Linked DNA regions of Homo sapiens: regions 1 and 2 are each linked to region 3. The links are chromatin loops, found by intact Hi-C in ENCODE. Cell type or tissue: GM12878. All regions are shown on one strand.

Region 1 (8,000 bases), 73 kb after region 3:
ATAAAAGCAAGAACAATTACTAAGCAAAGTCAAACCTATGTCAAAACATGGACATGGACTTTAGGACGCTGGTCAGAATTGCATTGAAAAAGGCCACATACTTTTACGTGGTAAAAGAATACTAATATTAATACATGTCAAGAGGCGTGGACACAACCCTCCACGTCATTAGCATTTCTAGTACACAAAACTTAAGTTGAACCTGGAAAACTCTTTACTGGGAGGAATTCATGTTATAATAAATATTGTTATTCCAATAGGAAAAGCATTTTATCTCTTCACTTTAGCCTTTGCTGAGTATTGTACAAAAAGAATGATGCTGCACTAAATAATGAACTTCTTTTTGAAGAATTTAATAACTAGATGCATTTTGCCTTCCTGGAATCCTTTTGTCTGTCTCTTTGCATCGTTGACTCTTGCTTATCCAGAGATCTCAGCTTAAATATTTCCTTAAAGGTACCTTTCCTGAGATTCCAGCTGGAATTGAGTCCCCTTAGTATACTCTGCCATATCACCTCTTGCAGTTTATAATTACCCAGCTGTTTGTATGAATGTTATGTCTGTGTCTCACATCACACTTTGAATTTCAGAGAGAGCAGTGGCCATGTCTGTTTCGGTCACTGCTCTATAACTCCAGTGTCTCTCATAACAGTCTGGGAAATAATAAGTACTAATTAAGTATTTGTTAAGTGGAAATACTGCTGTTAGAGCTTCTCCTAATTAGAGTGTTAAAAATGAGATAATGTGTGCATGGGGGAAGGGGAAGGAGAGGGAGAGGAAGTAGATAAACTTGTGATATTACCGTGAGATAATCCTCAAGTAAGTCCTCTCACCTCCAGGGCCTTTGTTTCACCTTGTCTGTAAAATAGGACAGACTGGGTTCAAGATGCCATTAATATCCTATATTTTGATTCCAGTAACAATGATGACAGATTATGTAAGCTCATTTGAATGGAATATGTGACAGCTAGCTCCCCAAAAGAATATTTGACAAGTTCTAAATAAACATATTAGAAATGCTTGCCAACTAGATGATATTATTTAGAGCCTCGTACCCCTGTTAGAAACAAGCATATATAATTGGTATATAGTTTGTAAATTAATAAGATGTACTCTTCTTTCAGTTTTCTAATTGAAGCGTAAAGACAAAATTAAGCAGCATATCAAGGTTCATGTAAGTTACAGTTATTAGGTTTAATATTTAGTTTTAATATTTTTCACCCAACATCTTGTTGCATCTTCCAGAGTAAATCTGGGGTCCATAAACCAAACCAGGAGAGGGAAAATGGAAAGAGTGGGCAGAAATCTGACAGCTCTTAGGTTTCTTCTATTTGTGTTAATACTGAGACTTTTAAAAATCATTTTTATATGTAGTGTTTATTATGAATAGTTGTAATTTGTTCTGATAAATTAGTTGTATTAAACACTGTTATTTGGCTAATATTACTAGGTATAATAAAATGATATTTAGTGGGAAGACATTCATCAAAGTAGAAGTAGTTAATTTGGGCCAGGTGCAGTGGCTCACGCCTGTAATCCCAGCACTTTGGGAGGCCGAGATGGGCGGATCACTTGAGGTCAGGAGTTCCAGACCAGCCTGGCCAACATGATGAAACCCCGTCTCTACTAAAAATCCAAAAATGAGCCAGGTATGGTGATGTGCACCTGTAATCCCAGCTACTGGGGCGGCTGAGGCACAAGAATCGCTTGAACCCGGGAGGCGGAGGCTGCAATCAGTCAAGATCGCGCCACTGTACTCCAGCCTAGGCAACAGAGCAAGTCTCTGTCTCAAAAAAAAAAAAAAAAAAAAAAAAAAGTCGTTAACTTGCATACAGTTTTATTCATAGATATTTTACTACTTTATTTTGGTAGTTCATCTTATAAAAACTACTTAAGTCAGATACGTTGTGGAGCTCATTACCTCGTGAGACAACCTGTTCCATTGTTAGGTTGTTGGATATGGAATAATGTGGTAGAAAGAACTTGGGCTTTGGAGTCAGGGAAACTAGTTTGAATCTCATTTCTATCACTTACTAGCTATAGTCACAGGCAAACAACAGCTTCTCTAAAATTCTTGTTTCTTTTCTGGAAAATAGAGTTAAACCTCCTAGAGTTGTTGCAAGGATTTAATAAAGTATCATATCTCACTTTATGTGTTTAGCATAAAGTAAAGGCTTAGTTGTTAATTCCTTCAACTAATTGCTGTGAAAATTGCTAAAACTTACTGAGCACTTACTGTTAGCCAGGTGTTGTTACAGATAGTTTGTACCCCGTAGCTCAATCCTTGCAACCTGTGAGGTTAAGTAAGAAGTGCTCTCATCTTCATTTTTCGTCTACCCTCTGCAGTGATACTGAATAAAATCAATTCTCCTATTAACACTTATTCAAGTATTTGAAAACCACTTATTCTGTTTGGTTTTGTTAAGCACATTTTTATCACATGACATTATTTTTACCTTTGCGTGCATGATTTTTTTTTTTTTAAATCAGTATGGCTCTAAAAATGTTGACCATAGATATAAACATAATTGTGATATAGGCTGAGTAACAAGGAGTATACAGACGGATGCTGATGTGTTCTCAGTGACCTAGGGCATTAGCTTTGCATTAGCTCTTTTAGTCACCCATTATATTAGCAGTTTGAATTAATCTTTTTCGTTGATAAATACCTCTCATATAAACTGCTTACAAGTAAGCATTTCCCCATTTCTGTATTGCACATTTTGGGGAAACTAAATGCAAAGCTTTACACTTACCTTTAAGTTTCAGTTTAATTTTAGTTTATTTCTCCCAGATTTCTTCAACCTGAGGATTTTATAAGCATATTCTTTATGCCTTTATTATCTAATAAATAGTGAAAAATGATATAAGGCTGAGGACAGTGTTTCAAGGCAGTTCCGTAAAGACTTTCCTCATCTAAGGTGACACAGAGCAGCAAACTTAACTACACTAACATCCAACCCACACTCCAGTAACATTCTTGCAAAGGTAGCATGGACAATCATCTTGGATACTATTTTTGTCAGAATAAACTATCTTTTTTTTCTGGCTTTGCTGATTTTGTGGTCTTGGGCAAGTACTTTAATCTCTAAACCTTTGTTTTCTCAACCATATAATGAGTTGCTGTGAGGATTAATGAGGTAATATGTATAAAGTGCTTAGAACAGTATCTGACAGATAGTAAGAGCTTAATAAATGTAAGCTATTGTTATTTTTTTCCAGCTAAGAAGCCTAATAATCATTATTTTCCAAGATGTAAATGTGGTTGACTTCTAGTGATCATTATATTCTTCTCTAGTTATTCACAAACCATTTGCTTCATTATTTTTTATGTTTGTAATTTCTGAAATTTGCTTTCCTGCTTCTCCAGCCGCCAGAACTTGAAACCGCTCTACAAATCTCCAGGCCATGATTATATCTGTCTTTTTGAGCTCTTTCTCCAAGATTGCAGGAGTCAGCTTTGTGATTACATTTGTGAATTGCTTTAGTAGTATGGAATGGACTGCATCTGGACCCAGAGACTCAAACTCATGTAAAGTTGTTATAGTCTTAGTCATTTGTCTCAGGTTTCAGTTCTCAATGCCTTTCTGCAGTTTTAGTTTAAAACTGTGGAGAAGATAAGCAAAATACAAGTTGAGCAGTCTGTCTTTCTGTGCGATTTCTCAACCTTAGCAACATCCTCTGAGCAGTGATTCTTAGTTCCTTGTTCTCTTCGAGAAATAGTGTGTTCTTGTGGAGACAGCACTGGTAAGAAAGTACAAAACCTGGCTTCTAATTCCCGCTCCACCTATTAATAACCATGTGCTGCTGGGCAAGTTGCGTTATCGCCTTGTGCTTCAATTTTCTTGTCTACAAAAATGATTTCTACCCTGTCAACTTTCAAAGAGTTATGAGGTAAAGTATGTGAAACATTTGTAAACTATCAAGTGTTGTACATTATATAAGATGGAATAATGATCATTTACTTGAAAGTAGCTATGAAAGCTTTCATCTTCAGTTTTTTTTAAAGTCTCAGTTTTTTCCTGAGCTTTCCCATTCCTAATACTATAGTTGTGTGCTTTTGCCCTTCTGTCACGTTCTTCCTAATTTAACCCATTAACTACTCTGCAGAGAGTTACTCTGCAGCCACATTGGATGATTTACTCTTTCTCTTCATTGGAATTATTTATGGGTATATAGATGGAACTTAGAAAGAACCATCAATTATGAGCTGTTTCACGCCTAAGCCATGTGGAGGGGTTGGGTCATACCTTTTTTTTTTTTTAACTTTTTGACCTGTGCTTTCCTAGAAATTATGATACATATTTAACTATACCTACTGTTCTCTTTCTTACTGTTAGAAATGCTTTGTGGTCTACAGCCACACCACCCCAAATGTGCCTGATCTTGTCTGATCTTGGAAGCTAAGCATTGTTGGGCCTAGTTAGGACCTGGATAGGAGAAATCCCTTATGGTGAGATCCCTTTCTCTTATGTTCCTGTGATAAGTATGTCAGCTTTCACACTTATTGATCATTTAACTGTTCAGTATATCCCCTCCTGCTTCCTTAGCCTTCTGAAAGGAATGTTTCAACAAAGCAAGTCAAGAGTCATGTTTCGGCAGAATTAGTATTGTAATATTAAAAAAAGAATACTCTTGTATTAGGAAAGTATTGTACATCTTTTGTGTGGTGGGGTGGCATGTATTGTATGTCTATGAAAATGTCAGTTTTACTGTTTTTTGTCCCTTCTGTTTTTGATATAACTCAGTCATGTAATTGTAACATAGAAGTGTTTGGTCTTCATTGATTAAAAATGAGGTAAATTTTAAAAAATGTTTAATGTTTAAGTTTTAGGTATCAGTGTAGAGTGCCAAGGATATTTTTCGAGCCTCTCCCTGAAATTATACTTATAGTAAAAAAAGTCTTTGCTAACTAGCCAAAAATTGCTACCCATTAGGATTTATTAGTGAATTATAAGCATATGACCAAAAATTGTCATTTAAAAAAGTTATGTTCTTATTTTTAAATTAATGTCGAATGAATATAAAGTATTAAAAACCTTTAAAAAATTTCCTTCCAGGCTAACTATATGTCAGAAAGCATCAGCTTTTCTCGATGGACCCATTCATCTAATGAAATATGCCTGTACTATTTTAAAAAGCTTTGTATTTCGTCATAGAAAAGTTCATCCCCCCAGAATGAAAATGAGGACATTTGAGAAGGTGATTTAAGGTGTGGACATTTGAGAAGGTGTCCTATCAAATTAGTAAACCAAAGGAAAAGTACTGAATAGATTAATCCAAAACACTTACTGTTTTTTAAACGAAGAGGATTTCACCTTGACAGAAAAACAACTTTTATTCAATATGTATTTCCTGAAATTAAAGAGACAAGTACAGACTGAAAGGAAAATAGATTCGTAAATAAGCTACGTCAACTCTATCCTGCTGAGGATAGCTCAGTGATGTTAAATCCTTTACAAATCCCTGGTTGTCTTCCTACAGACAAGACTGCTTTTTGATGGGACTGATATTAAGAGAAATAGGACCTTTGGGGCATTCAACTCCTTGATAAAACTTAAAAGTATCGGCATGAGTGGCTTAACAGAGGAAATAAAGAAGTTTTCAACTAAATCCAAAAGTGCGGTCATTTTCTTTACTGCTGTTATTTTAAAAACCTCTTCATAACCATTGAAAAAGAATCGACAACTATTTTAAAAGATTAAAGAAAGGCAGATGTCTGCAAATAATTCCCCTCCATCAGCCCAGAAGTCTGTATTACCCACAGCTATTCCTGCTGTGCTTCCAGCTGCTTCTCCGTGTTCAAGTCCTAAGACGGGACTCTCTGCCCGACTCTCTAATGGAAGCTTCAGTGCACCATCACTCACCAACTCCAGAGGCTCAGTGCATACAGTTTCATTTCTACTGCAAATTGGCCTCACACGGGAGAGTGTTACCATTGAAGCCCAGGAACTGTCTTTATCTGCTGTCAAGGATCTTGTGTGCTCCATAGTTTATCAAAAGGTACTGTGTGTGCTATTATCAGTAGTAAATAATATTGTTACTGATGTTTTTCTATAAATTATACGTGTACCAGTGAGTTAAGACATACTGATCCATCAGTAGTTTATTCTGTGCATTTTTGGAAGAGTTCTAATGACCTCTGAGGCTAAAGACTGAAATTTCAGAGTCTAGCTAATTGGAACATATATCCCAGATTTAAAATACATTTATTTGGCTGGGCGTAGTGGCTCACGCCTGTAATCCCAGCACTTTGGGAGGCTGAGGCAGGCAGATCACCTGAGGTCAGGAGTTCGAGACCAGCCTGGCCAACATGTTGAAACGCCATCTCTACTAAAAATACAAAAATTAGCCAAACATGGTGGCAGGCACCTGTAGTCCAAGCTACTCATGAGGCTGAGACAGGAGAATCGTGGGGAGCAGGGCAGGCGGCGGAGGTTGCAGTGAGCTGAGATAGCGCCACTGCACTCCAGCCTGGCACGGCAACAGAGTGAGACTCAGTCTGAAAACATAAATAAAATGCATTTATTTTAGCTTTAAAGTATCACTCTTCTGTTTGTCTCTCAAGAGCAGGAAAATCTGTATAGAGTCAAGGCAGCATAAGAAATCTCATTTGTTTTCAGAGAAAACAGGAGGTAGAGGGCACAAGGCCCCCTGGGACACAGTAGCTAGCAGCTGAGTCCCATCTCCATACCTTGTTATCTCTAGGTACCCTGTGTTCTGGCCCCTCTTTTTTTTATCCATTTCCTTCTCTTTAGATCTTGTTTAGGAAGATTCTGAACGTCCTGAAAAATAAACTGCCATTTAATATAGGACCATGCTTTCTGTCTTTTAAAAAATAGGTAAATTAATTTTGAATATACGACAAAATATTTGAAAATTCAGGGTGGTTTTATGTTGTTTCTCATTCACCCTCCTTCCCTGTACCGTGCCGTTTTCTTAAGGAACTTTAGCTAAATATCTTTAATAATCCCGATTTGATGGATGAGGCTAGTATGTTTTCTGTGTTATCAAAAGAGTTTATATGGGTTGTATGAATTGGTTATATTTTATTTTTAGTAGATTTTAATGAATTTTCAAGCATGTTTCAGATTTGTTTCAAACAAATTGTAAACTTTCTATTTGCAAAAATCATCTCTCTCTGGGAATTCATGCTCTTCATCTTACTGTCTTTGTTTCAATTCTTTACGCTTTATATAGTTTATCATTCATTATCTTCTGATGTAAATAATTACCCATCCAAAAGATGTTGTGCAGTTTGTGAAAATGACCTATGCTGCCTTTGTTTTAACAATGACTTGTACATGTGGCCTAAGTTATTCCTAAGTAAGAATAACTTTACTTCTGTAGACCTGTAGAGCATTGTATCCTTCCGTAGCTTTGCTTTTAGTTTCCCTTCCATTATCCTTTACAGACTGTTTTCAAACACTTTTGCAACTAGATTGTAATTTTTTTATTTAATTTTTAAACTTAAATACATATTTGTAACTTAAATATAATGTTCCCTTTTTATTTGAAACCATAGAAACTCATAACCAGTGTTTTGATGACTCTCTATGATTTAGTTTTCAATCTTTGGAAATTTCATTTACTTATTTTTTGCACAGTTTTTTAATTGAGAAAAAATTGTATATATTTATTAAGTACAGTATGTTCTTTTGAAATATGTATATGTGGTGTAATGGCTAAATTGAGCTAATTGATTTACTTCTACAGAGGTTTACCAGTTTTCTGCAGGATTATTCTAGAATCAGTGTTACTTCATTAATATAAATGTGAGGAGTGGGTCAGTGGGTGAAATTCTTGGAGAACCAGATTAAAAATCTTGATCTGTGAGCAACTAGAGTGATGTCAGGGAAATAGGATATAGCTTAAAAAGGATAATTATACAAATATAAAATAGTTATTGATTGTGGACATAGCAGCATAAAATCGATATAGTAAACTGAATTTTACAATGACTCTTGCAGGGGAATCATTTTTCCTCAAGAGGAACTCTC
Region 2 (8,000 bases), 100 kb after region 3:
CCTACTTCTGGAGCTCAAATGATGAGAAGTAAATGGACTTGCTAAACTAGAGTTTGAAATCACAATATTAAATAATTTACTTTTATGGTCCAGTGCAACTTTCAGAGAAAAAATGATTCTGTGTACTTTGACATAAGTGAATGTGTGAGCATTCTTAATCTCATCGCAGTACAAATACAACGTGTATTGTAATACTTTTCTTTTTTAAAGCTTTAGCCACAGTAGAAGACTTCCAGATTCGTCCACATACTCTCTATGTACATTCTTACAAAGCTCCTACTTTCTGTGATTACTGTGGTGAGATGCTCTGGGGATTGGTACGTCAAGGACTGAAATGTGAAGGTGTGTGTTCTAAAATTTTTGTGGTCATTTGAAATAAGATTCCACATTTGCATTTTTTATTATCAGTGAAAAAGCAAGATGACGAGCTGTTGACTAGGGTGGTAACGAGGATTTAGAATTGGAGAGATCAGGACTCTCATTTTATCTCTGCCACCTACTTCATATTCTTGGGCAAATTACTAAACCTCTTAAGATTAATTTCTCGTAAAATACATTCTGCCCCACTGGTTTCATAAAGAGTAAACGGTTAAATCAGGTAATAGGGTTAAATATTTAGTACAAAATAATGGCTCCATAAATATTCATGTTGTTTTTTGTTTTTAAAAGTTTTCTTGGCCAGGCACGGTGGCTCACACCTGTAATCCTAGCACTTTGGGATGCCGAGGCTGGTGGATCACCTGAGGTCAGGAGTTTGAGACCAGCCTGGCCAACATGGCGAAACCCTGTCTCTACTAAAGATACAAAAACTTAGCCGGGCGTGGTGGCGGATGCCTGTAATCCCAGCTACTCGGGAGGCTGGGGCAGGAGAATCGCTTGAACCTGCCTGGGTGACGGAGGTTGCAGGGAGCCGAGATTGCACCATTGCACTCCAGCCTGGGTGAAAGAGCGAAACTCTGTCTCAAAAAAAAAAAGTTGTCTCTTACATACAACTAAATTGTCAAATTTGTTCTGAATTAGAATTGCTAGGAGTAGGACACAGGTGCACATTTCTGATGAAGAAACAGTCTTCTAAGGTGGAGGGTCAATCAACTTTTTCTGTAAAGGGACAGAGAGTAAATGTTTTAGACTTTGTTGGCCATATGGTCTCTGTCATGATTTAACTCTGCTATTACAGTATGAAACCAATCATAGACAATATGTAAACGAATAGATATGGTTGTGTTCCAATAAAACTTTATTTAGGGACATTGAAATTTGAGTTTCATAAAATTTTCATGTCACAGGAGGAATTTGGTACAGAGGCCATAGTTTGCTAACTAGTGCTTTAAGGCAGTGGTTCTCAAACTGTATTGTGCATCGTAAAACACACTTTGCTGGGCCTCATCCCCGTAGTTTCTAATTCAGTAGATCTGGGGTGGAGCCTTGTAATTTACATTTCTAACAAATTTCCAGGTGGTTGCCTTAGGGACCACACTTCAAGAACCACTGCCCTAGCTGACTTATCCTTTTTACACATTTCCTTTTCTTCTTGAATTCATTAGCTTCCACTTAGCCTGCTGTCTGGGTTCTTAATTAGGATAGGTATGGCTAACAGAAAATATGTTAAATAAAAGAAGCAGTGGTTTTTATGTATCACACTTAAATAGTAAATTTTTTTTTAAATCTTATATTTTACCTTGTAAAATATGTTTAGGCTGTGGATTAAATTACCATAAACGATGTGCCTTCAAGATTCCAAATAACTGTAGTGGAGTAAGAAAGAGACGTCTGTCAAATGTATCTTTACCAGGACCCGGCCTCTCAGTTCCAAGACCCCTACAGCCTGAATATGTAGCCCTTCCCAGTGAAGAGGTACGTATTCTAAGGTAATAGACATTTTAGTAGTAGTTATTCTCTGTGTTTCTACAGGGTGTATGACATCACTCTAGAACATAATTTATATGCTAAAGAATGGTAATGTTCCTACACTTAAGAAACATAAAATGTAGTAATGGAGACAGGACTTACCGGTAGTAATGAATTGCATTTTGTACACCTTGGGATGGTATTATGGCTTGTACCACTGCTTTAGCCTTCTAGTCAGTATCCTGGCTCCTGGTCTCCATACTTAAATCTTTTTTTTTTTTAATTTTTTTTTTAATTTTTGTTTTTTTGAGATGGAGTCTTGCTCTGTCGCCCAGGCTGGAGTGCAGTGGCACGGTCTCTGCTCACTGCAACCTCCGCCTCCTGGGTTCAAGCAATTCTCCTGCCTCAGCCTCCCAAGTAGCGGGGATTACAGATGCGTGCCACTACACCCAGCTGATTTTTGTATGTTTAGTAGAGATGAGGTTTCACCATGTTGGACAGGCTGGTCTTGAATTCCTGACCTCGTGATCTGCCCGCCTCGGCCTCCCAAAGTTCTGGGATCGCAGGCATGAGGCACTGCTATCTGCAGATCTGTATACAGATGAGACAGTTGAGACACAGAGCAGCTAAGTGACTTGTGTGAAGTCAGAGAGCAAATTAGTAAGAGATAGTGGAATTAAACCCAGATCTCATTATTAATAAATCAGTGATTTTTTTTCCTAATACAGTGTACCTCTCAAGGGCAAAGGCAGTAGATCCAGGAAAAAAGAAATAACTCCCTTGTACATTTCATAGTATTTGAAATGACTTCCATCTGTAGGTTGTAATCTTATTATTTAGTTTTTTCTGTAACTTCTCTGATCTTCTGTAAATTAATGGCAAAATCAAGGCCTTGTCTTGGTACTGTGATCATAATATTTTGCTAAGTTAAGACACCAGAGTAAAAGCTTTTGAAATCCTTTCACAAAAATTCCATCTTCTCTTACTGCTTAGCCCTAGTGTGAGATTTTTAAAGGATAAAAAGAGTGCTGCGGCATAAAGGACTGAAAATGAGGGGTTGGTATAAACCTACAGAAGAGCCTGGAAAAGATTAGTAGGAAAAAGTTAGTGCATCTTATACACTGAACTGCACAGAGAACTTACCTAGGAATGAGGACAGTAGAATAGAGGTATGTCAAGAGCCCCACAAATGATGCTGTTACGCCACCTATGCCCAGTTGAGTATTACTAGATTAGGAAATAGCAGAAGGACAGAGCAAGTGGATAAGGTGTTACATTTTTCATTAGTTTATATTTTATCTTGAACATGAAAGCTCCTTAGGGAAGTATAAGAAGTGCAGTTACATGTCTGAATTGGTTAGATTGTTCAGGGTATTTTTAAACAAGTAGAACTTGTAGCATGGAAGGGCTTTCAGGGTTTACTTTAGTCAGTTCAAGCATAGTCTCAAAAAGAAGAACTTTATTTTCCAACTGTTTGGGTTTTTCTACCAGGTGAACAAAAAGCAAAATTAAAGAAGGCATGAATTAAAAATTTTTGTAACCTGAGGGGTAAGTAGATTTTGGTAACTATGACCCTTTCTATATGAAGGGAATAATCAAACTAAATTATAGATCACCCAGTTCAATGTGGCTCATTTCATTCATTCAACACACATTCACCGATTATTGTATGCCAGGCCCTGTTATATACTAGGGACACAAAATTGAATAAAACATAATCCAAATACTCAAGCACAAAATCCTAATACCCAACTACCATCTAGCTATATGAACAGATTTTGCTGTACCTGCTTGCATCCTCACTGCCAGAACTGATGTCCTGAGATCTTTCAGCTGCCTTCTATAACTAGTCATGTTTGTAATTCAGAGAAGTTGGGTAATTCTACATTAATATGTTCAACCAAGGGAAGGAAAAGAAGTCAGAAAAAAACAAGAGACAGAGAAGTGCAAGGGAGAAGTAAGGGGAGGAGAAAAAAGAAAAAAAAGGGAAGAAAAGGAAAAGAAAAGGACAAAACAACTGGTTGGAGAAGAGCACTATAAAATGCCTCAGATTGATAGTGTAGGCAGGTATTTTTCTTTTTCTTTTTCTTTTTCTTTTTTTTTTTTTTTTTTTTTTTTTTTTTTTTTTTTTGAGATGGAGTTTCGCTCTTGTTGCCCAGGCTGGAGTCCAATGGCATGATCTCGGCTTACCGGAACCTCCACCTCCTGGGTTCAAGCGATTCTTCTGCGTCAGCCTCCCGAGTAGCTGGGATTACAGGCATGCACCCCCACGCCTGGCTAATTTTGTATTTTTAGTAGAGACGGGGTTTCTCCATGTTGGTCAGGCTGGTCTTGAACTCCTGACCTCAGGTGATCCGCCCACCTCGGCCTCCCAAAGTGTTAGGATTACAGGCGTGAGCCACCACGCCTGGCCAGAAGACCAGGCAGAAAACCAACTAGCTAGGTTCTGGAATAGTCTCCAAAATGGGTAAACAAAGTTTACTTCTTCTTAAAGCTGAATTACTGAAACTTGTTTTAATTAGTTTTGTATCTGCCATTGTTTATCATTATTAATTAGACTTAAAATGTATGTATATATTTTAGTATTAAGATAAATTTGAAAATCTAAAATGTGTTTCAAAATATATTCAGATGTCACATTCAGTAATGCAAAATGAGCAGCAATAATACTTTCTTCATTTATTTGTTTTAAAGTTTGTGTATTTGATTTGTAAAGTGCTGAAATGTGCCTGGCAAATAATCATCAGTGAATATATACCTGAGAATTAACATATCTTAGATGTTTTTAAGCATAAATATTAGCAAAAAGAATCTGCATTTTTCTCATTCAAAGATTGGTAAATTAAACATTGCAAAGGAAACTGCTGAGAACAACATTTTTAGAGTTTTTTGGCTTTAGTGTTTGAAATAAATGATTCTTGTGGTTAAGCTCTGCTCCCACTACTCTGTTTTTAATATTGACTTACACTTATGAAAATTACTTATGTTATAGTCACATGTCCACCAGGAACCAAGTAAGAGAATTCCTTCTTGGAGTGGTCGCCCAATCTGGATGGAAAAGATGGTAATGTGCAGAGTGAAAGTTCCACACACATTTGCTGTTCACTCTTACACCCGTCCCACGATATGTCAGTACTGCAAGCGGTTACTGAAAGGCCTCTTTCGCCAAGGAATGCAGTGTAAAGGTAGGATTAGGTGTTTTCCCTAATTAAAATTTATGTCTGTTTTTGTTATTATATATAGGCTTAAAATATTTATATTTCAGAAGCATTAGCCAAAGAAATTATTCTCATAATTGTTATATAAAGGAAAGAGAAATATAAACAAAATATAAATGTGTGTGTAAACTACTATTACTACTATCTGCAGTGTGTGTTAGGTGCCAGGCACTATAGTAGAACAGTAAACCTTTACATGCTCAGTCTTCAAAGCAATTGTATGTGAATTATGCTTTTGTTAATATACTAGTAGTAATAGGAGTTACTATTACTATTAACTACTAATAGTAATAGGAGTACTAGTAATAGGAGTTAGTAGTAATAGGAGTCATATTTCATTTTATAGACATAGATTAGGTAACTTGCTTAAGATCATGTAGCTAGTAAACAGAAAAACTAGAATGTGGATCTCTGAGGATGGCTTCTTCACCTGTATGCTTATCACTTCCCAATACAGAATAGCTAGTAGGCAGCAAAGCTGATACTTGAGGTTTTATGTCTTTTTGATTCCAGAGCCAGACACTAAACAAAATAAAAATAACGCTTTCCTCTTTTCATTAAACATTTATTACACACACATATAAGCATACTGCAAGAGTTTTGGGTTTTTTTTGTTTTTAAGTATGTAGTTTGGAGAATTATACAAAAACTGTCATTCCCGAGAATAATCACCCTGAAATAGGTAGGACGTAATAAAAGCTACTAAAATTATGATAGGGACCCACCCGTATTTGGATACTAACCCAGCACACTTCTATAGTATTCTCAAAACATCTCTTAATGAAACAAGTTTTTAACAGCATACTGGAATAATTATTTGCTTATAGTTATATAATGCTTTTATGCTTTTTAAAGATGATTTTATCTTTTTGTCTCATACCTTCTCAGCAATGCTGTACAGTAGAAACTTTTCACAGTAGAGTGAAAACTAAAATAGAATGTAAATGTCTTAGATTATTAGTCATTGAGCCAGGATAGGATATAAGTAGTCTAACTATAATCTTATATACTTTTTTCATGTAATTAGCAGTTCTTGGTATTGTACTTTTTATATAGTAGAAGTATTTGTGGAATTGAATTATCAAGTGATCTAAATAAAACATTAGGGTTGAGGGTTTTGTAACAAGAAATTCTTGCTTACAAGACAGAGTAAGATAATTGTATATAAGCTTAAGCATATAAGAAAATAAAGCTTTTCTGAGGGGGGAGGGATAGCATTAGGAGATATACCTAATGTTAAATGACGAGTTAATGGGTGCAGCACACCAGCATGGCACATGTATACATATGTAACTAACCTGCACGTTGTGCACATGTACCCTAAAACTTAAAGTGTAATTAAAAAATAATAATAATAATAAAATAAAGCTTTTCTTGACAGTGTATGATAGCACACAAGAACATTAAATGGGGAATAGATTATACATTTGTTGTCAGGTATTTGATAACTATTAGGCATTATAACATGATGAAATTTTATTTCAACAGCTTGCTTTGAATATGAGTTACTACATAAATTAATACTTTAAAATATCAACCTAAAAATGTATTGGCAAGCAGCCACTGAGAAATGTTTTGGGAAAGAACATTAGTAACAGATGTACACATTCTAGCCAACAAATAATCTTAATGAAGGTAGTTAATATTGCTGCTCTGCTAAGCAGAACAGAAACATTCTTAAACCATATGCAGAAAAGTACAGTATTTTGTAGAGGAACTAAAATAAATACAAATGAATTTTTACATAAACCTGTTAATTCTGCTACTGGATTATTCAACTTTTTAGGGTTCTGGAAGAAGAATCTTTTATGCTTATATTGGTTCAGAAAATGGTAGGTTTTATTTCAGTATAGCTAAGCTATTTCATTTATTAAAATAATTATAATTCAGTGATTTCCCTATTTTAATAGTATGAATTAAGATACTTAAAAAATAAAAATATTTTCATTTGTCAGTCTACGAAAGAAAAATGATTTTGTTAAGATAAAACCATTATACTGGATCATTTGAGAAAATACACAATTCTAAGAATTCATTAATCTGTTTGTCTTTATTTTCTATTTTGATGTGTAAAAACTTCAAGGTAGCTTAAAAGCGTATGTAAAGTATAAGAGAGCATAAGCAAATTAATAAAAACATGGGTAAGGACATAGAGAACTAAAACTGCCTGCCTGCCATTCAAACCTACATACTTGCAGGTAGTCCACAAATTCGGCTCTGAATTTTTTTTTTTTTTTTTTTTTGAGACAGAGTCTTGCTCTGTCGCCCAGGCTGGAGTGCAGTGGTGCTGCCACACCCAGCTTATTTTTGTATTTTTTTTGTAGAGACAGGGTTTTGCCACGTTGGCCGGGCTGGTGTCAAACTCCTGGCTTCAAGTGATCCACCTGCCTTGGCCTCCCAAAGTGCTGAAATTACAGGTGTGAGCCGCTGCACCCGGCCTGAGTTTTCAAAGGGAAAATGGAAACCTTGTTGTTTTCACAGTTTGCAAAGTTCATGAGATAAAACACAAATCTATTGTTTAAGAGGTAGTGCAAGATAATATTAATATCACATGAATTTTCCCTAGGGCCTGTCTTAACAAGGATAGTGTTTTAAAGTAAATTTTATTCTCCACCAAATTATACATTTCATGGGGCTTATGTCATATAATGATCTTTAGCCTGTGCTGTTGGCATGATACCCAGGATTTTCTTGACTCACAAGGGTTACAAAAACATTCTAAGTCAGGACTTAAAGTTATTTTTACCCAGTTATTACTCATAGATGCATTTCAAAGGTGGTATTAGACATAGACCAGTGGGTCTCAACTTCAGTATGACTTACAGAGCTCAGCCCTACCCTCCCCACCCGCTAAGAGTTGCTGATATAGTAGGTCTGGGATAGGGCGCAAGAATTTGCATTTCTAACAAGTTTCCTAATGAAGCTGATCTGGGA
Region 3 (8,000 bases):
CTGTCTCTTCAATGAATGTCTGATTGATGTACCTCTTATTTCTCCCACGGTATCGGGAGAGGCCCTGGCTCTATCACACACCAACTCTGAAACCAAAGGGAAGTCACTTGACTTCTCTCAGCTTCAATTTTCTCATTGATAAAAATAAAGATGACAATAGCCACCCAACTGACCTCCCACAGTTGCAATCTTTACATGAAATAATATGCTTTGAAAGCAACCCCGTGGGAATCACATGCAGGGTCATAGTAGCCAGTATCCTTCACTGAGTGATTAGGTGCCAGCCACTTCACAAGGTGTTTTCTTACATATTATTTCATTTAATCATCATAAAAAGCCTATGAATGAATATAATCTCCATTTTACACGTGGGAAACTTGAACTTATAACCTGATCAAAATTGAACAGGTTTTACATCGCAGAGCCAGGATTTGAATTCGGTTCTATCTCCAAAGTAAGGATCTTAAATAATAGGCTGTACTGCTCCACAGACTCTTAGAGCACAAAGGGACCCAACAAATCATTAGGCTGAGTCCCTGTAGTTAGCAGATGGGGACACTAAGTCTCAGAAGGGGAACATGACTTGCTGTTACAACTAACAAGAAACCACAAGTGTCTCTTCACAAGATACTAAGATCCATGGCATTGTCTTCCAGCCAATGTGGTTCCTGGTCACTCAAACCTCAGGGAGTGGGCTGGGGTTTCTGTTCTCATTTAGCACCACTTCTGCATTGCTGGTAACCAGAAACTTTTGAATCCACCCTGTTATTCAATGGCCAAATTACATATTCTGAACTGCACTGGGTGAACCTTTGAATTTCTGTGGAAAGTGAACTTCCACACAATCAAGTTTTCGCCATCACCAAAGCCAATGGGAGGGAGCAGAGGGGTGGGAGGCAGAGAGCCCACAAGTTGGAGGAGTCCAAGGTCACCAGCCAAGCTAAGCCCTAGATATACGTTGCCCCCCACATTTTATCATCTTAACTTGAACTCTTAAGAGTGAAAGGGGATGCTACTGATCATGACAGTCACCATCTCCATAAGGTGCTATTGTCAGAAGCACCATCTTGAAGGAGAAGCTAGCAAGAAACAGAGGTACCAGAACCTAAGTCAAAGGTTATGAGACCAGAGGCAGAACGATGAAGCTGGGTTTGAGGATCCCTCAGGTTGTGGTCCTGAAACAGTCAAATGATTTGCTTTTTATCAGTACCAAGGTGTCACTTCTCTGGTGCTGTGCCTTAGCACAGGTAGTGATAGCAGTGACTGTAGTATATGCCAGTATCACAAACAATTTAAAAGTCAGCATACCCACTGAGTATGCATGGACATAAGATTCACTACAAAAAAAAGTTCTCTGTTTAGCTCACTCCAGCTCTCTTCTCACTCCAGCTGCAATTCTATGAACAAAGCATTTCCCCCTAAAACCTTTCACTTTTCCTATCATTTTTTATGTCCACATAAAAGAAGAAAAACAGAATCAAGTATCCATTCCCCTTTGCATCATGAAATATGATGTAGCCTCCCAATAACCAAGGCAAGGTAAAAGAGAATAATCTAGAGGTCATGCCTGTTCACTGGGTCTAACTAATAGGATGCCTGATTTTTCTTTTAATCAGATTGGCTTATTCTCAATGACCATGAAACAGACCCCAGAGGACATGTGGATTGACAATTTTCTGGCCTACAGTGTTATCTCCAGTTACAACCTAAAATCTCTCTGGTCCTCAACCATAACAAGCTACAACTTAAACTCTGGTGCTCTGTGGACACTTGCCCACCTTTCATTTGCCCTCTCTTTTGAGACTATCCCTGATTCCATTGCTATTTATCCACTCATTTAACAAACTCACCATTGCCAGCCTCTGTTCAAATAAGCAAAACAAAAATCCCTGCCTTTGTGGCACTTATATTTCAATGGGAAAGTCAAATAATATAAAACAAACATTTTTGGGGAAACAGGGTCTCACTCTGACGCCCAGGCTGGAGTGCAGTGGCGTGATCATAGCTTGCTGTAGCCTCGAACTCCTGGGCTCAAGCAATCCTCTCAGCTCAGCCTCCTGAGTAGCTGGGACTACAGGTACACACCACCACACCTGGCTTTATTTTATTTTATTTTATTTTATTTATTTATTTTTTTTAGTAGAGACGAGATCTCACTATGTCGCCCAGGCCGATCTTGAACTCCTGGGCTCAAGTGATCCTCCTACCTCAGCCTCCCAAAGTGCTGAGATGACAGGTATAAGCCAACAAGCCCAGACAAAAAGCAAACATATTAAATAGGTAAATTTTACCATATGTTAGAGGGTGATACAGAAATAAGTAGAACAGAGTAAAAAATCTCAAGATTAAAACTTTAAACTGAGGGGAGGGATCAAGCAAGACATCGTTGAAAAATTACAGTTCAGCAAGGAATGGAATAATATTTTTTTAAAAAATAGCCATGCAGGTATGTGGGGAGAAAATATTCCAGGCAGAGAGAACAGCCTGTGCAAAGGTCCTGAGGTAGGATTAAGACTAACATGTTCAAGAAACAGCAAGTAGGCCACTGTGGCTAAGGAAGAGTGAGCAATGGAGGAGACTAGTCAAAGATGAAGTCAGAATGGTGCTCAAGGACAGATCACAGAGGACCAATCAGACCACTGTAAGGGCATTTATTCTGAATGAGATAAGGAATTATTGCAGGGCTTTGAGTAGAGGAGTGACATGACGGGACCTAATTCCTTAAAGAACCGCTCTTCCTGCTGCATGAAGAATAGACTGAAGGGGGCAAGGGTAGAACCAGGAAGCCTTGATAAGAGGCTGTTAAAGTTATCAAGGTAAGAGATAATGGTGGCTTGGACCCAGTGCAGCAGCAATGGGGGTGGTAGAAGGTGATTGGATTCTGGATGTATTTGGAAGATAGACCTGGCCAGGCTACCTTCTGACTGGGTGTGGGATGTGAAATAGAAGAATCAAGAATGACTCCAAGGCCAGGCATGGTGGCTCACACCTATAATCCCAGGACTTTGGGAGGCCGAGGTGGGTGGATCACTTGAGGTCAGAAGTTCGATACCAGCCTCGCCAACATGGCAAAACCCTGTCTCTACGAAGCATACAAAAATTAGCCGGGCTTGGTGGCACACCCCTGTAATCCCAACTACTAGGGAGGCTGAGACAGGAGAATTGCTTGAATCCAGGGAGCGGAGGTTGCAGTGAGCCGTGATTGCACCACTGCACTCCAGCCTGAGCAACAGAGCGAGATTATGTCTCAATAAAAAGAATGACTCCTATGTTTTGGGCTACAGGAAGGTTGGAGCTACTGCCATCCAACAATGTCTGAAGCAGATTTGTGGGGAGGAGACCAGGAGTTCAGTGGGAACTTGCTGAATCTGACCTTCAAGTAGAACTGTTCAGTAGGCCGTTGTACATACAAGTCTAGAAAACATTTGAGAGCTCCAGGAGTTGCCAACATATACATGGTATTTAAAGACTTGAAGCTGGATGAGGTCAACAATGGACTGAGATGGAGAAATGAAGAGGAACAAGAACTGAGTCTTAGAGCCTTTCAAACTTGACAAGTCTGAAGATGAAGAGGAATCAGCAAAAGACACTGGAAAATAGCCACCAGGGTGTTGGAGGAAAATCCCATACAATTCTAATTTCAGTGGGCACACAGGACAGAACATTCTATTCTCGAATCTTCTTTGGTTCCCTGAACCAATGTAAACAAATTCCATACTTCTGAGTGCTTTTTTCTTTATACCTGATGCCCAACCATTTCAAGCCCTCTCCCTGGGTTTCCTGTATAGCTCTGGTAACAGCCAGAGCCACAGCCGCGACATCATGAAAAGCTCAGATGGGCAGCCTCTTTCCTGCTTTGATACATCCCATGTCCAGAGGAAGAACTGTGGATCTAAACAGAACCCACAGATGGTGGCCTACCTAACACTATCAAAACACAGAAAGAATGAATGCTCAAACAAGCTCCCCGTCAGGGTGTTGTGCTGCTTTCAGGAGCCCAGCAGCATGTAGAAGATGATGTGCAGAACTCGAGGAAGAGGATAGATAGACTTGAGGACCCAGAGCATCCTACAACTTGAGACATGTAGCCCACTACCTCTATGAGGATCCTGCCCTATATCCTTGTGGACCATGTGCTGAAGTTGCCCTTAGGAGGAAGCAATGTCTAGGAATTAACTTCTGAGGTTCTGAGAACACAGAAATATCTTCAAAGCTTCATCTTTACAATTGGATTTACATACTGACTCATGTTTGAAATTCTGCCATTATCAGAGTTTAATCACTTGATTTTAAAATGTTTCTAATCAACTCTGCTGTTCCTTATTCTCAGCTCAAAATGGGAACATAGAGTTTGATAGAGAGGAACCGGGAGAAGAGAGAAGGCATGGGATGATGAGGAGGGAGAAAGTCCCCTCCACTTCTGCCTCACCTCCCAGGAAGGAAACTAGTCCATAACAGGGAGGCAGGAAATGTAACCTCCCACCTGGAGTTTCCCCTGTTGACAGATGGGGGAGGAAGTCATGGGGATGAGTCAGAAACTCTTTGAGGGAGGCTTTGCTTGAGAGCTGCCTATGCAAATTGTCTTGGGCTTCCTTTTCTGCCACAGAGGAAACAGACTAAACCTAAAGGCTTTGCTGGTACACAGAAGCCAAAAGGAGATCAAGTGTGACTATTCCGAGGTCAGGTTTCTCGCTCGATGCCTGAAGGAGGTTCAACACCCCCTCCTTCCTCTGCCTACTCCTTCTGGCCTTCTGCCCTCCACCCAATTCTCTGTCTCACCCACAAATCCTACCCAATGCAGAAAAGTACTCCATACTGTGGTTCTTCATTTCTCTTTATTTCATAACCATATTTCTCATCTCTCTTCCCTGGGACTTCCTCAAATGTCCTTCTTTTGAAGGAGAGAGATGAGGAGGAGGCAAGAGGCATACCTAGGGAATTCCCTGGAGTTCAACTGAAACTTGTTGCAGTTCTGTTTCTAAGTCACCATTTCCCTGAGGGCAGCACTTTCAGAACCTACTGGCAACTGAAGTCTAGATCCCCACTCTGAAGCTCAGAGCCTCCCTTTGGCGGGCCTTGGGAAAGGAGGACAGGCACAGACAGCTTACACCCAGCATCTGGCTCCTGGCTGTGAGCTTGGATCTCTCCCTGCATCTGTTCCCTCGGTGCCTAATTCCAGCCCTGTGGGTAGATTTGGTCTTCAATAGCTGTCTGGTGCTTCAAGCTTTGTTTGTCTAGCTAGAAGCTTCAATTCTTGGTTTTTTGTTTTTTTTTTTTACTTCAAATAACCAGGTACTCCATAATACTTGGAGTGTTCATCTGAAAACTCAAAATGAGTCACTTCGATTTGAAACAGAGATACAGGATTAGCATAATAGAGTGAAAAGGCATGAGACTGGGTGCAAATCCCAAAACCTGACTTCTGGCCCAATCTTCATTATTGTATAAACTTGAACAAGTTGCTAAAGCTCTCTGTATCTGAGTTTGCCCCATCTCCTCCAGGATGAAGCAGGGCAGGCCTTGAATGAGGACAGGGGCCCTGAGAGCTGGAGCTGGGAGGTGTAGATGCTCATGGCAGCCAGTAGAGCCAAGAGGCAGAGGGCAAACCAGGTTCTTAGAGAACACAAAAGGCCCAGACCAAGGATACCAAATCTCTCACCACAATCAAGAGTAAAAGCCAGGAGATACACTGTTACATTTTATATAGGGTAGTTGGAGAAGGCCTGTGATAAAGGGACATTTGAGGCAAGTCCTGAAGCCAGAGAAATAGAAGCTGGATCAGTTCTTGAATATTTGTTTAATCACCAAGTATGTATTAAACCTCTGACACACACAAATATCTCCAAGTTGCTGGGAATACAATGATGAAAAACATAGACATAGTCCTTGCCCTCATGAAACCTACAATTTGATCATGAAAACAGGCTGCCCCCCACCCATAGTAAAACAATATTGTAATGACAAGTTGTGATAAGAAAAAAGAAAGAAATGAGTAGAGTGCTGAGATAGAAATATACAGGGAAGGACCTATTCTGGATAAGAGGATGTGAGGAACAGCCTCTGTGAGAAGGCCAAGAAAGAGACAGCAATGTAAATCGGGACTAAAGGAGAATCCCATGTGGAGGATAAGGATGTCCAGAAGCCTCCCTATGGCAGGGGACTGCTTAGTAAGTTCAAGGAACAAAAGAGGGCAATGGCATTTTAGGCCAGAGAGGGAGGGAAAGAGTGGTAGAATGTTGAGTTTCTGGGCCAGGCACGGTGGCTCACGCCTAGAATCCCAGCACTCTGGGAGGCTGAAGCAGGTGGATCACCTGAGGTCAGGAGTTTGAGACCAGCCTGCCCAACATGGTGAAACCCTGTCTCTACAAAAAATACAAAAAAAAAAATTAGCCCGGCATGATGTTGGGCGCCTGTAATCCCAGCTATTCAGGAGGCTGAGACAGGAGAATTGCTTGAACCCAGGTGGTGGAGGTTGAAGTGAGCCGAGATTGCACCACTGCACTCCAGCCTGGGCAACAGAGTGAGACTCTGTCTCAAAAAAAAAAAAAAAAAAAAAGATTGTTGAGTTTCTGAGTGGGGAGGGCCTTGTAGGCCATAGTAAGCCATAGTTAAGGAGTTCATATTAATTCTCAGTGCAGTGAAAAACCATCACAGGGTTTTATGCAGCATAGCAATGAGACCTGATTAATGTGTTTAAAACATTTCTCTGACTGTTGCATGAAGTCTAGAATGAAGCAGGGTGGAATGCTGCAGGGAGTCCAATTGGGAGGCTGTTGCATATCACAGGTGAGAGAGGAGGAAGCAGAAGCAAGATCAAGAGCAGATTCAAAGCAAGAGGTACCAAAGGATTGCCACAGATGAGTGGGACTTACCAGGTGACTTACAAGTGAACCATCCTGGCTTCAGTGAATCATCCTGGCTTAAGGTCCAGGATTAGGAAAGACAAGTTTCCTCATCATGAAGTTCATTCAACAAGTATTTAACATGCATCTACCATGTTCCAAGTACTAGGCCGGTCATTGAGGATACAGCAGTAAACGAAACAAACTCCCTACTCTTCTTCTGGGCTCACATTCTAGAGAGGAGAGAGAGATAACACACAAATAAACAGATAACAGTCCCCTAGAAATCAGAGCCTGAAACAAAAGCTCATGGCTTAGACTTTATGAGAGAAGGTGCAATTTAGGGGGAGTAAAAGTGAAGGAAAGTAGGAAGTGAGACAGGAAAGGAAGAATGGCAAATACAAGGGATGTGTTACCAAGATGGCCAGCTTTGCCACAAATACAGCTTGTTTCTCCATCTCCATCTCTTCCAGAGAGGTCAAATAAAATCACTGCATGTCAAAACAATCCACTGGAGGGAGGAAGGGTAAGCAATTAACCCTCGGTCTCTTCCTATCTCCTGCTTTCCATTGATTTGTCTACTGTGCAGGACATTAACTGTATGTATTTCTGGGTTGTGTCACTGGCCCCCAGGGCAGCTGCTGGGGAAGCCAGAGCTTCCCTGGATTCAGTTGAGTCAGACCTCAGTGTTGCAGCTGCTGCAGCTCCTACCAAACATAAGTCTAACCCTCATCTCTGGGGAAAGAAGAAGCAATGTGTAGCGTTAGGGGATGAAGTGATTGATGGTGGTGGCTTTACAGCGTAAGTTGTCACTAAGACCTCTCCAGGATGGAAAATGGGCAAGTCCAGGGGACAGGATGAAGGGGATCAGGGAAGGCCCCTCCAATTAAGTATTAGTTGAGCAAAACCTCAGATGAAATGTGGGCACATCCGACGCAAATATCTAGGGGAAAGCATTCCAGGCAGAGGAGCAAGCACATAGAAAGGCAGTGATTCAGGACTGTGCTCAGCTTGTTTGGGAAAAGCCAGGAGGCCAGTGTGGCCAGGAGAGGTGATGTAGGAAGAGAGCCATAGGAGGAGGGACCAGAAAGATGGAGGAGCCTGGTCATATGGAACCTTGTCAGCCATAGAAATGACACTGGATCCTATTCTGAGAGA

Evidence for each region. Hi-C counts contacts between places; a loop is a spot of excess contacts. Peaks named below come from ENCODE experiments on the same cell type or tissue, not always from the same donor. Only the 100,000 strongest peaks of a DNase experiment are listed, where the experiment ranks them.
Region 1: a loop joins it to region 3, with 2.3 times the contacts of the local background. A loop is called at or near these places in 14 of 110 quality-filtered maps.
Region 2: it touches region 3 in a loop (2.9-fold over the local background); 7 of 110 quality-filtered maps call a loop at or near these places.

What each region holds. Positions count from the first base shown.
Region 1 is chr2:37,314,240-37,322,239 of GRCh38, reverse strand. It overlaps PRKD3 (protein kinase D3), which reads left to right. Exons shown (of 19, transcript NM_005813.6): 2 at 5,061-6,003. The coding sequence starts at 5,716. Among named protein-coding and RNA genes, the nearest start is that of PRKD3, 6.6 kb to the left of the region's middle. In GM12878, no CTCF peak of the experiment used is centred here; a DNase peak (open chromatin) is centred at 3,599; H3K4me3 peaks cover 870 bases; H3K27ac peaks cover 474 bases.
Region 2 is chr2:37,283,210-37,291,209 of GRCh38, reverse strand. It overlaps PRKD3 (protein kinase D3), which reads left to right. Exons shown (of 19, transcript NM_005813.6): 4 at 211-342; 5 at 1,697-1,854; 6 at 4,841-5,033. Among named protein-coding and RNA genes, the nearest start is that of PRKD3, 38 kb to the left of the region's middle. In GM12878, a CTCF peak has its summit at 3,055; a DNase peak (open chromatin) is centred at 3,002.
Region 3 is chr2:37,387,154-37,395,153 of GRCh38, reverse strand. No RefSeq gene overlaps it. Among named protein-coding and RNA genes, the nearest start is that of QPCT, 47 kb to the right of the region's middle. RefSeq lists an enhancer at 4,861-5,050. In GM12878, no CTCF peak of the experiment used is centred here; DNase peaks (open chromatin) are centred at 707 and 4,583; H3K4me3 peaks cover 364 bases; H3K27ac peaks cover 1,387 bases.